Linked DNA regions of Homo sapiens: region 1 is linked to region 2. Evidence: chromatin loops called from intact Hi-C (ENCODE). Cell type or tissue: chondrocyte. All regions are shown on one strand. Links, peaks and the distances in the headings refer to the core of each region. The heading gives the core; the rest is flanking DNA. Region 1 holds the start of CHM (CHM Rab escort protein). Region 2 overlaps CHM (CHM Rab escort protein).

What was found. Peaks named below come from ENCODE experiments on the same cell type or tissue, not always from the same donor. Only the 100,000 strongest peaks of a DNase experiment are listed, where the experiment ranks them.
Region 1: it touches region 2 in a loop (2.2-fold over the local background); 1 of 110 quality-filtered maps calls a loop at or near these places.

Annotation. Positions count from the first base shown.
Region 1 is chrX:86,044,717-86,050,105 of GRCh38, reverse strand. CHM (CHM Rab escort protein) reads left to right here and starts at 2,548. Exons shown (of 15, transcript NM_000390.4): 1 at 2,548-2,622. The coding sequence starts at 2,574. In chondrocyte, for the core only: no CTCF peak of the experiment used is centred there; a DNase peak (open chromatin) is centred at 2,785.
Region 2 is chrX:85,924,929-85,930,317 of GRCh38, reverse strand. All of the region lies in intron 8 of CHM (CHM Rab escort protein), which reads left to right. Among named protein-coding and RNA genes, the nearest start is that of MIR361, 24 kb to the right of the region's middle. In chondrocyte, for the core only: no CTCF peak of the experiment used is centred there; no DNase peak of the experiment used is centred there.

The sequences.
Region 1 (5,389 bases), core at 340-5,339, 120 kb before region 2:
CACAAGATTGAAATTTTCCTAATGTAGTAATCTTTTCCATGCCCAGAAAAGGGCATGAATAAGTCCCATAATAACTTTAGAGAAAGAACAGCAAAATATAAGTTGGTAATATTATCCTTCTGAGGATTGTGCTTTCTATCCTTAGGGGAAAAAAAGAAGGTTTCAAACTAAGGGCAGCACAGATTGGAAAATCTATGCTACAGAGTAATTACTTGTTTATTTTGTTTTACCCTACTAAATGTAAACTTCATGAAGACAGGGGTTGTTGTCTGTTTTGTTCATTGCTCTAATCTCAGCATCCAAAATAGTGTCTTGCACATAGTAGGTGCTGAATGAATATTTGAGGAATAAACAAATTAATGAATTGCATCTTCATGGTGTGATTGTCAGAAAATTTCTGAATCCCTAGAAGGTCAGTGATACTCATATTGAAAAGTATATGTATGTAGTTTATATATCTCGTATACATGAACAAATGTATATAAATATATATCCAAAGTATGGTAGAAATACTTTTATTTATCAGGTTTTTAACCATCCATCTGTGGCTTCTCATTATTAGAGAAGATTTTGGAAAGTTTTCTGTGTTTACTCTGAGAAATCCATTTGTTTCCATTTTCTACTGTCTTATCAAGAGTCTCACAAATAATATCTGTTTCACTTCTGATAATACTAAAAACTTGCTTTACATACCAAGGCAAATGACAAAGTGGTTTACTGAACAGTACATTATACTTCTCAGGGGAATCTGTTTTACAGAAAATACTAATCAAAGACCATATCTTAAGAGAGTTGTGTAATACAACTGGATGATCTATAAAAGAAAGTAATGAAACATGTACAATGTTGCTAATGATTATGGTAAAATGCAAGAGAAATGCAGTAAAAAGCGTATCAAAATACATTTTAAAGCATTTTCATGTAAATATTTACAATTAATGGACACTGAACATCTTCTAAATATAAGACACATGATAGTGGTGGGCAGATATAAAGGCAAAGATGGTAAGCACTATGAGGACAGGGACTCGTCTCATCCATCTATTAGGGGAGTCAAAATCAAGTTTGGTTTAGCAAACATTTATTAAATTCCTACTATGCACCGGGCTTAGGTTAGGTGCAGGAGTGAAAAAGATAAATGAGACTTGGTGTCTGTCATGCTGTACAGGGGTTTATAATTATGGTATTGCATGTCTGGGTGTGTATTTTTGTGTGGATATATGGGGATATGTGTACTCTATAGGAATCGTCATAAATGCAGTATGGCGGGTTAAGACAAAGTCTAGCACCATGTAGGGAAACAGCCCACACACGGAGACGAAAGGAGGAGGAGGTGGAAGCCCAGCGACATCCTGGGAATAACTGTTAGCTAGAGAATGGGAAGATCATTCCATGCTGAAAGAACAGCATGAGCGTGGTCAGAGACTGGAAAGAAAACAATGTCTGGGGAACCACAAGCATCTTAGCGGATAGGTGGTGTCAGGGAAGGCCCACTACTGCACATTATCTTTGATTTATTTTGAAACTCTTGTAAAATAACTACACAAGAAATTTCTGTCGTCAAAAAAGTATCCTCCTTCATTCCCAGCATCCTTCCCCTTTTGCTTTGGTGTTGTCAGACAGCGGAGTATTAAATAATCGGGGGCAGGGTGGGGGGCGGTTGGAGGGAAGCGGTGGGAGGCGACAGACCTTGAAGATACTTATGAGAGCTATGTTAGCTGTTAGACATAGACGACCTAAAGCCCCTCATCAGATACAATCACTTTAATATAAAGACCATTTTACCTTAATTATTTCTACGGTAGCTTATGGAAACTAATAGATTGGAAACTAAATGTAAACTAAGGAGAATCTTACATGAACTTATCTAGTTGGTGCGGAAAATCGAATTCAGACTCAACAGACGCTTATCCAGCGCAACCATGCTTTCATATATTTTTTCCCTCCTGTAAAGCAAGGCTAATTTATTGCCCGAGTGGCTGTCTGGACTAACTGGAACAAATACGGACGCGGTGGGAGTTCCATTCTGGCGAAACTAGGGTGAGAGGTTTTTTGTGGGTTTTCATCGAGGAGACATGGAAACGAAAAAGATATGGAATATATTCTGAAAGTATTGGTGTGAAAAACCATGCCTCGAGGGCCAACACGAAAGTACAGAAACGATGGCGGGAAACAGTTTTTTAGGCTGGAATGAAAGTCTCCTTTGTTCACAGAGCAAACCGCCTTCAATTTCACTCCGCTCTCCGTGTCTCCTAACAATTTTGCTTCAGTATTGTCAAGGGGTATCCAAGTCTCCCACATTCATCCTAGCTAACGGAATAAAAATCTACATTTCTTTCCTACTTCAACCCTCCAGGCTAAATGAGCTACAGCATTCAGCCTGGAAAATGAGTCGAGCTTTTAACTTACGTGTAAACATTTTAAATATAATACTGTAGTCGCCTGCCTGGACCTTCCACCCAAGAACTACAACACCCAGAATGCACTGTTTTCTTTTCCGCCTTCCACGGAGGGAATGCCTAACTTGATCTCATTTCCACAAGTAATAGTCACATGACACGTTTCCCGTCAAGATGGCGGATACTCTCCCTTCGGAGTTTGATGTGATCGTAATAGGGACGGGTATGTGTAGCCTGGTGCTTCCTGGACAAAGTTTAGGAAGACTGTCTTGTTTCTGTTTTTTCTGTCAGTGGCGAGTTTTGGGACAAACATCGTGGGTCGAGAGTGGGAGGGAGAACTGAAAGGAAGTGAGGTAGTCCGGAGTCAGCGCGGGAGTTGGCAGTTACAGGGAGGGGCTGGGACCCGCAGTGCTTATCGCCATTTGAGTAGGGGTTGATCTGGTCGATGCTGATTGCTGAGGTTGGTTGCTGCGGTGATTCCTGTTAATTTCCTTAGAGGGAAGTGGATGTGCAGTGTCATGAAATGGAGGGTCGGGATTTTATCAACGGAGACGACTTTGGCAAGACATTATGATTCCTTCCTTATTGATTTCAAGGTGATATTCCCCATCATTTTGTCTCGCCATTTCATAGGACTTTTTCATAGATTTGTATGATCTTAGCATACATCGCAGCTCAGACACAGCTTAATCCTCAGTTTTACAAGAAAGATGCTCAATTATTGCCCATGTGCGTATGAATTTACTAGGGAAAGTAAACGGATTCTATTTTGTTGAGAAACCTAGGGAATTTTATTTTGTTGAGGTAGCCATTATTCCTGCTTTATGGTGCTTAAAGCATCTTGCTTTCTACCATCAATAACTAAATGTGCTGAGAATAAGGTCCTGAGTTCCAGTTCAGGTGTGTGACCTTATCTAACTCTTGTTTTCCCGTCGTTTGTTCTTCATGTTTTGGGTGGAACCAGAAACTCCTCTGCAGTTTCTAGTTGACATATTCAGTGTACAACACGTAGCAGAACACATATGGCAGCAATTTCAATTTTTTTTAATAGTGTAAGGGATGATCATTTTAGATGGAATGAAATAGGTTGTTTGATGGGGTTTTTTACTGTTTGTAGAATGTGGTAGGCCAGAGAAGCTCTGGTGGATGGGACCCTGTCCATTGTGTTAATGAATTCAGTTCGTTGTCTTCTCATACAGCCATGATTAGGAGCAGCCATGTTTTCAGGTTGGGAGTAAAAATAATAGCTACCTGTTTTCGAATGCTTAAAATTTCCTAATCACTGTGCTAAGCACTTTACAAGCCGAACATAATCCTCACAACCTTGTTAGAGTAGTAGGTACTCTCTGCATTTTGTAGAAGAGGAAAAGGGGACTTGGAAAAGTTGTAATTTGCTCAGGATCACACAGCTGGTAAATTTCCAAAGGCCCATTCCATCCCAGGAAAACAGTCAGTGGTTCTGATCCTCAGAGTTGACCCATATTCGTAGAAACAATTGAGAAAACTTGGTTTTAGGTCTTGCTTAGTGCTAGTATGAATTGCTTGAATTGGGAGGGCCAGGCACTAAATCTCTCTGAGCCTCAGTTTCCTTGTTTTTGAATATAAGGAAGGTAAAATAGATGGTCTTTATGTTGTCTAACAAAAAATGCCTGGGTAACAGTTCTCAGAACAGCATGGACAGGTTTATTCTTAGCCTGAAAATAACTGCATGGCTGCAAATAACCTGGTTGTAGCTGCTATGAACAGATGTTGGATGAGAGCTGGAAAGAGCCAATGGACTATTCATTTTTTCTTTTAAGTCTATACTAAAACTGAGAACAGCATCCATTTTGGAATAGTTGTTATACCATACTTGAGTTTTATAATCTTGCTTTTTTTGTGTAGGAACTTGAGGTGTTTTTAACAATTTTTTTAATCAACAATTTTTTTTTTCAGGTCTGGGTTCAAATTTTAATTGATGAATGTTAATTCTTATGAATGATGCTAATGTTTTTCATAAATATTTTGCCTTCTGTACAGTTCAGAATTGGAAGACATCCATCCTGATGGAGTCTGTTATGGTAGAGGTAGGAAGTTACAGTGAGTGAGCCAGAGAATTGCATCAGGTGACATCGCTTATATTTGGAAAAATACTCATTTTATACTTATCCCAGTGAGTGCAATGTTATTTTTCAGTGTTTGGGAAGAACTTATTTGAAGTTAATCTTAAAACTTAAATTTTTCATATTGTTTATTGGTGACACATTCTAGGTTTTATCAAGCACATTGCTTAAATTTATGATATGTAATTTTGCTTTTAGGTACATCAAAAGTGTAAAAATTGAATAAAAGAGTCATTCCCCAAATAAATGATTCCAACAATTCCAATCATGATTTAATTTGATTTATTTTTTAGTGTGCTTGGGATATTTCTCTTGTGAAATAGTTTGCTGAAAGTAGCCTTTAAAATGTTTGCTTTATTAAATGTATTACATTGAGCAAATCATAGAAAAAGCAGTGTTTCATAGATTCAGTTGTATTAATAAAAGTAGAAGCAATAATGCATGCATCAGAAACATGAAGAAATAGGCTATTAGATATACTTTTTAGCAGATTTAGTCCTAGTTAAAATGTCATAAAGGAACAATTGCTTCATCAAGTATAATCATGGAAGATAATATTTTATAATCCCTTTCACCTTGATTAACTTGCATTATCATTTTCTGTAATGCAAGATGGAAATTGTTCCTTAAGATCATATTTTCGAGAGATTATGGAAAAAAATAAACTTTGTATTTTCTTAGTTAAGCCCATTTCCTTCTGATTAGAAAATACAGTAAATATCTCTTGAACATCCAAAGACAGAAGAGTAAGCTAAAGTGGAATTGCGGAAAAAATAGAAGAAAATGGAATAAAGAAGGAGGGCCAACTGGAGTCTCAAGGGAGAGGATAAAAATAGATATATGTGGTAAGGGTCTAGAAGGTGCTCTTCAGCTTGGGTACAGAATTGT
Region 2 (5,389 bases), core at 83-5,082:
GTACGTACTCTTGGTCACAAGAGGGACCTCGTGAGAGTAGGAGTGGTTCATGTGTCTGTTACTACCAGTACCTTAGTGAATTTCTAACATTCTTTGATAGCCATATGAGTTTTGTCTATGTATGCATACACAGACACACTTTAAGGCATGTTAGGTATGGTTTAATGGTTATGGAATTTCTTTCTTTTTTAAAAAACTTATTTTTTTTATTTTCTATTTTGAGACAGAGTCTCTGTCGCCCAGGCTGGAGTGCAATGGCATGATCTCGGCTCACTGCAACCTCTGCCTCCCTGGTTCAAGGGATTCTTATGCCTCAGCCTCCCAAGTAGCTGGGACTACAGGTGCATGCCACCACACCTGGCTAATTTTTGTATTATTAGTAGAGACAGCGTTTTACCATGTTGGCCAGGCTGGTCTCGAACTCCTGACCTCAAGTGATCCGTCTGTCTTGCCCTCCCAAAGTGCTGGGATTACAGGCATGAGCCACCACACCTGGCCTGGTTATGGAATTTCTTACCAAAGACCTAAAACTAATATTAAATGAAAAGGGAGGAATTGACTATAAATTCGGGCTGTTTTATCATATGCATATTTAGAATAAAAAGAGCTAAAACTAATATTTTATTAAATGAAAAGTTAAGGGAGGAATTGACTATAAATTCGGGCTGTTTTATCTTATGCGTATTTAGAATAAAAATTAGGATTCATTTAGTAAATATATACTGAATGTATTGATCCCAGCTCTTTTGTAGACATTTGGAATACACTGCTGAAAACAGAAACTCTCTGGTTGTGGAAGATGTTGAAGGCTCTTCCCAGAGAGACAGTAGACAAATACAATTTGAGAGAATGAATGTGCTGTGAAGAAAAGAAAAAAAGCAAATAGGGTAATAGACAGGCCAGGGAGTGACAGTTGGCAGGAACAGGGAGGAATTCCTCTTTAGAGGGCATAATGGTCAATGAAGGCCACTAAGGAGGGTGGCATTTGAGTGTGTAATGATACCAGAATATGATGGGAATGGATGAGTTTTTGAATATTTGAGGGAAGAGCTCTCTAGTCAGAAGGAACTGTGAGTGTCAGAGGATCTTTTGATATGCGGAAAGGTTGAGTGAGGGAGTTAATCAGGAGTGTGTTTGTGACAATACCAATGGAGGCCATTGGTGAGCATACACATCATTGCTGCTTGCTTTTTTGATGTATCACTGTGCTTCCCTAATTTCTTACGTTCAAGCTTTCTGTCTTTTGGTATATGATTTTCTGAGTTTGAGACTTTTTACTTCTTTTGGAAAATATGCATCATATTTAATTTGCTTTATTGCTTTTATATAGTTGTATGACTCAACAGCTTTGATGATAGAACCTTAGCTGAAGGGCTGGGGAACTTTAAAAAACATAATAAAATGAAGCATTAAATTCAGGACACAGAATGTTCTGTGTGTAAAAATAGATTAAATAATAATAATATATCAATGTCCCTTGACATTTTTTCTCTGATCTCCCTCCAGCCTGTCATGGCCTTGTGCCCAGTGTTTATCTTAAGGGGCAGAAATGGCCTCTTGTCACCTTTAGGAAAAACTCCGGTTAAGGCAAAGACCTACTGTTCATTTTTCATATATAGAATCCCACATGCATAATTTTAGAAATGAAAACATTGCCTTACATATTGCACTTATGAATTTGGAAGCTATTTTCAAAGATTCTTTTATGTTTTCAGTTTCTAAAGCATTAATACAGTTCAGTTATTATAATTTTTTATTTTATTTATTTATTTTTTTGAAACGGAGTCTTGCTCTGTAGCCAGGCTGTAGTGCAGTGGCGCGATCTCGGCTCACTGCAACCTCTGCCTCTTGGGTTCAAGAGATTCTCCTGCCTCAGCCTCTCGAGTAGCTGGGACTGCAGGCGCCCGCCACCATGCCCAGCTAATTTTTGTATTTTTAGTAGAGATGGGGTTTCACCATGTTGGCCAGGATGGTCTCAAACTCCTGACCTCAGATTATCTGCCTGCCTCGGCCTCCCAAAGTGCTGGGACTACAGGCCTGAGCCACCGCGCCCGGCCCTATTTTTATAATTTAAAATTAGTACGAATGCATATGTATATAATAGTTCTTATGTTTTGACAATAAAGATACTGAATAAAGAGACACTTTCATTGTGTCCACACAGTATATTTCTCTCTTAACAGGTTCCCTAACCCTGAAGCCTGTCTTCTTTCTTGTTATACAGATTAGTTTTTAATTAAAGAAAACTAGTTGGATGCAGTTACTTTCTGTGAAATGAAGATTTATTTTGGAAGTGACCTTCACTTTATTAGCTGAAGCAGTAATCAGAAGAATTAATAGAATAATCAAATTATATACAAACTCATAAATCATCTTGAATAGTGCTGTCAAAAGTTCGGCTATTAGTGGGTCATACTGTTTTGCAGCTATGATTAAGAAAATTACAACTGCTGATTTGTACCTTGATAGGAACCAAAATTGCTTTTGTAAAGCATATGTAGAAGGGGGGCTACCAGCCAAAAATTTTGACAACTCTTAGTTTATCTGTAGTGCAATTTGATGTCACCAGGGCAAAGTTGAAATTCAGTACATGTTGGTATGCTCTCTTTCAGTAAAATCTGACTCGTTGGATATAATATACTCAATTAGAGTTATATTGATTTAAATGTCTGTTGTTTGGGGTTAATAACATCAAAGAATTAGATTATACTCCAGATATACGCAATTATCTGAATAATATACTGTAAAGATATTAAGTTGCTTTAGTGAATGTTTCTCGAGTTTGTAAACAAGTAATTGAAGTGGCAGTTTAATAATTGAAACTTAAGCAGGAAAAATATCTCATTAGACTTAGTACTTCACATTACTCAGAAACTATTTACATGGATTCCCATATTCTTTTTAACTTCAATTAAAATGGGACAAATGGGAAATTCCTTGCTGCTGAGTTTTGTATTTTTTTACAGTTGCATATACAGGAATCGTATGGGAATCGTGAAGCTAGCTGGTGATACTAACTACAAGTTTCAGCCACAGCTTTGTACAGTCAAACATTATACTCTTGTCAGAGCCTATTAAAGTAAATTTATTTTTTAAAAAAAATCCAAGACTGTACTAACTTAGAAAACAATTTTTAAATTACTGGGCAGTATAATTTATTTTGTATAGTTGAAAGTGACATTTTCTTTTTTTGTAACTAATTTTTTACAAAAGAAAACCATGCTTACAAGTGAGGAAAATTGTCTTTACTCTTGGTCAGTAGTCAGACACAGGTATTAATTTCAAATAAATGCCCATTTTTTCAAATTAGTATTCCCATAGTGTTAATTTCAGAACTCTCCAAAACTTCTGAAAAGTATGAAGATTATCTTGGTATTAAATGGCAAATAACTGTTATGTAAAACGTATGAGCATTCTATGTAAGAATAACTCAGAATAAGGCTTAAACTTTCTTTTATCACCGGCTCTCATCTCAGAGAGAGATATTTTTATTTTAAATTAAATTTTAATTATTAAAAAATCTCTATTAAAAATGGAAGTATTACAAATGAGGCCAGAGTGCCCTTAAGGCATTTATCCTCCTCAATTTCATCCTTAGCCCCCTAACCCTCTATCGGAAGGTAATAGCTCTTGCCAGTTTGTGGTGTATCTTTCCTGATCTTTTGCTGTGCATTGAAATATATATATTTTTTCTCATCAGAGGAAATATATAGTATTCTATAGTTTTTTTCTTTTTTTTTCCTTCTGAAGTTTCAAGAAACAGGCCAGAAACCACAGAGAAGTAAGGCTAACTATTACCGTGGCATGACAGTCAATTTTGTGAAAAATAGCTAAAGGGTGAAATTCTTGAACATATAACCCACAGGAGGGAAGAACATGGTTTTTGTGAGGTAATTATATCTCAACCATCTAACAGAGTTCTTTGAGAGGGGTAAATAAGGTATGAACAAGGGGGAGCCAGTGAACATTTGAATTTCCAAACAGCCTCTGAGAAGATTTTATACCAAAGACTGCTTTAAAAAATAAATGTTCTCCCACCATGGGGTTGGGAATAATGTTTAGTCATGCATAAAGATCTAGTTTAAACACAATATGGAAGGAAGGGGGTGGTTTATATGAGCTCTTACTTGCATGGGGAGATTTTTACAGTAGGCTTTGCCAAGAATCAATGTTTAGTTTTTTGTGTTTTTTTTTTAACATTTTTATAAATGATTTAAGAGTCAGCATCGTAACACACTTCCAACCCACCTTCCAGTTTATTGTTGATGCTGAGAGCTTATAGATAGTAAAATAAAATGCTAAGCTGAAGAGTATTTGCTAACGGACTATTTCACAAGGACCCTGTGAAAAAGCAGGAAAATGACATGAGTGGCCGTGTTTCTAAGAAGATGGTCTCTGTACATTTTTCAACCCATGAAAGAGATCTAGGAGTTGTTATGTAGGGCTCCCTAAAGACATTCACTTTTGATATTTTTGTTTCTACATTCAGAAAAACCAACATAATCCTGAACATAGCCATGAAGAGCATTAGAAGTAAAAGAAGTATATTCTTTCTGGATTCAAAATGGATGTCTCTTTACCTTTATGTTATTTGTACAATTTGAATTTTCAAGACTGGGCAGCAAAATGGAACAATGATTTAAATAAGGATTACTCAAAACAAAAATGAATATATATCATACAGGACATTAAACCAGAGAAAGAGCCCAAGAAAGGAGATTGAGCAAAAGAAATCTTATAGAGATTCTAAGTAGGATTGCTGTAGGCTAGTTTGCTACACCCCAAAAGTTTGAACCAAAGGCTTTCTTTTGAATTTAAAAAACCTATTTTTGAATGAATTTGCTTAGGTATCTCTGTGGCAGATAATAAAGATGGGGCAAATAGCATGGGTGTTCAGACTGAAAAATGCAATTTTATTAAGAGCTTAGTTTAAATTATGATGTGTTTAAAGAGTAGTCAGGAAACACCAGTGCTTTTCCATCAAAAGTTCCATTGAAATGATGTCCATTGACATCATTGTGATAAGCTATATTGAGGAATCATTGAGTTGGTTCGGTGGTTCTGGCCCTTGTACAAACCAGGTGGTCACTGTACTTATGAAACATAGATATGGAGGCTAGGGTTTGACCCAAACATATAAGTTGACCCTCAGTATTTTAGAAGGCTTTATGTTTTAAAGATTGAGTGATCACTTGTAGTCTATAATTTGTGCTAATTTATTCTGGACCCCTGGTACAATTACTAATACAGATCTGTTTTTGTCATCCAATACATAGTTTTACTGTGACTGTCCTATAGAAGGTTAAATTTAAGGACAGCTGGAAAAACTGAAAGATATTGAATGTATCATCTACAGTCTCATCAAGAATAGAGGAAGCTAGATAAATGG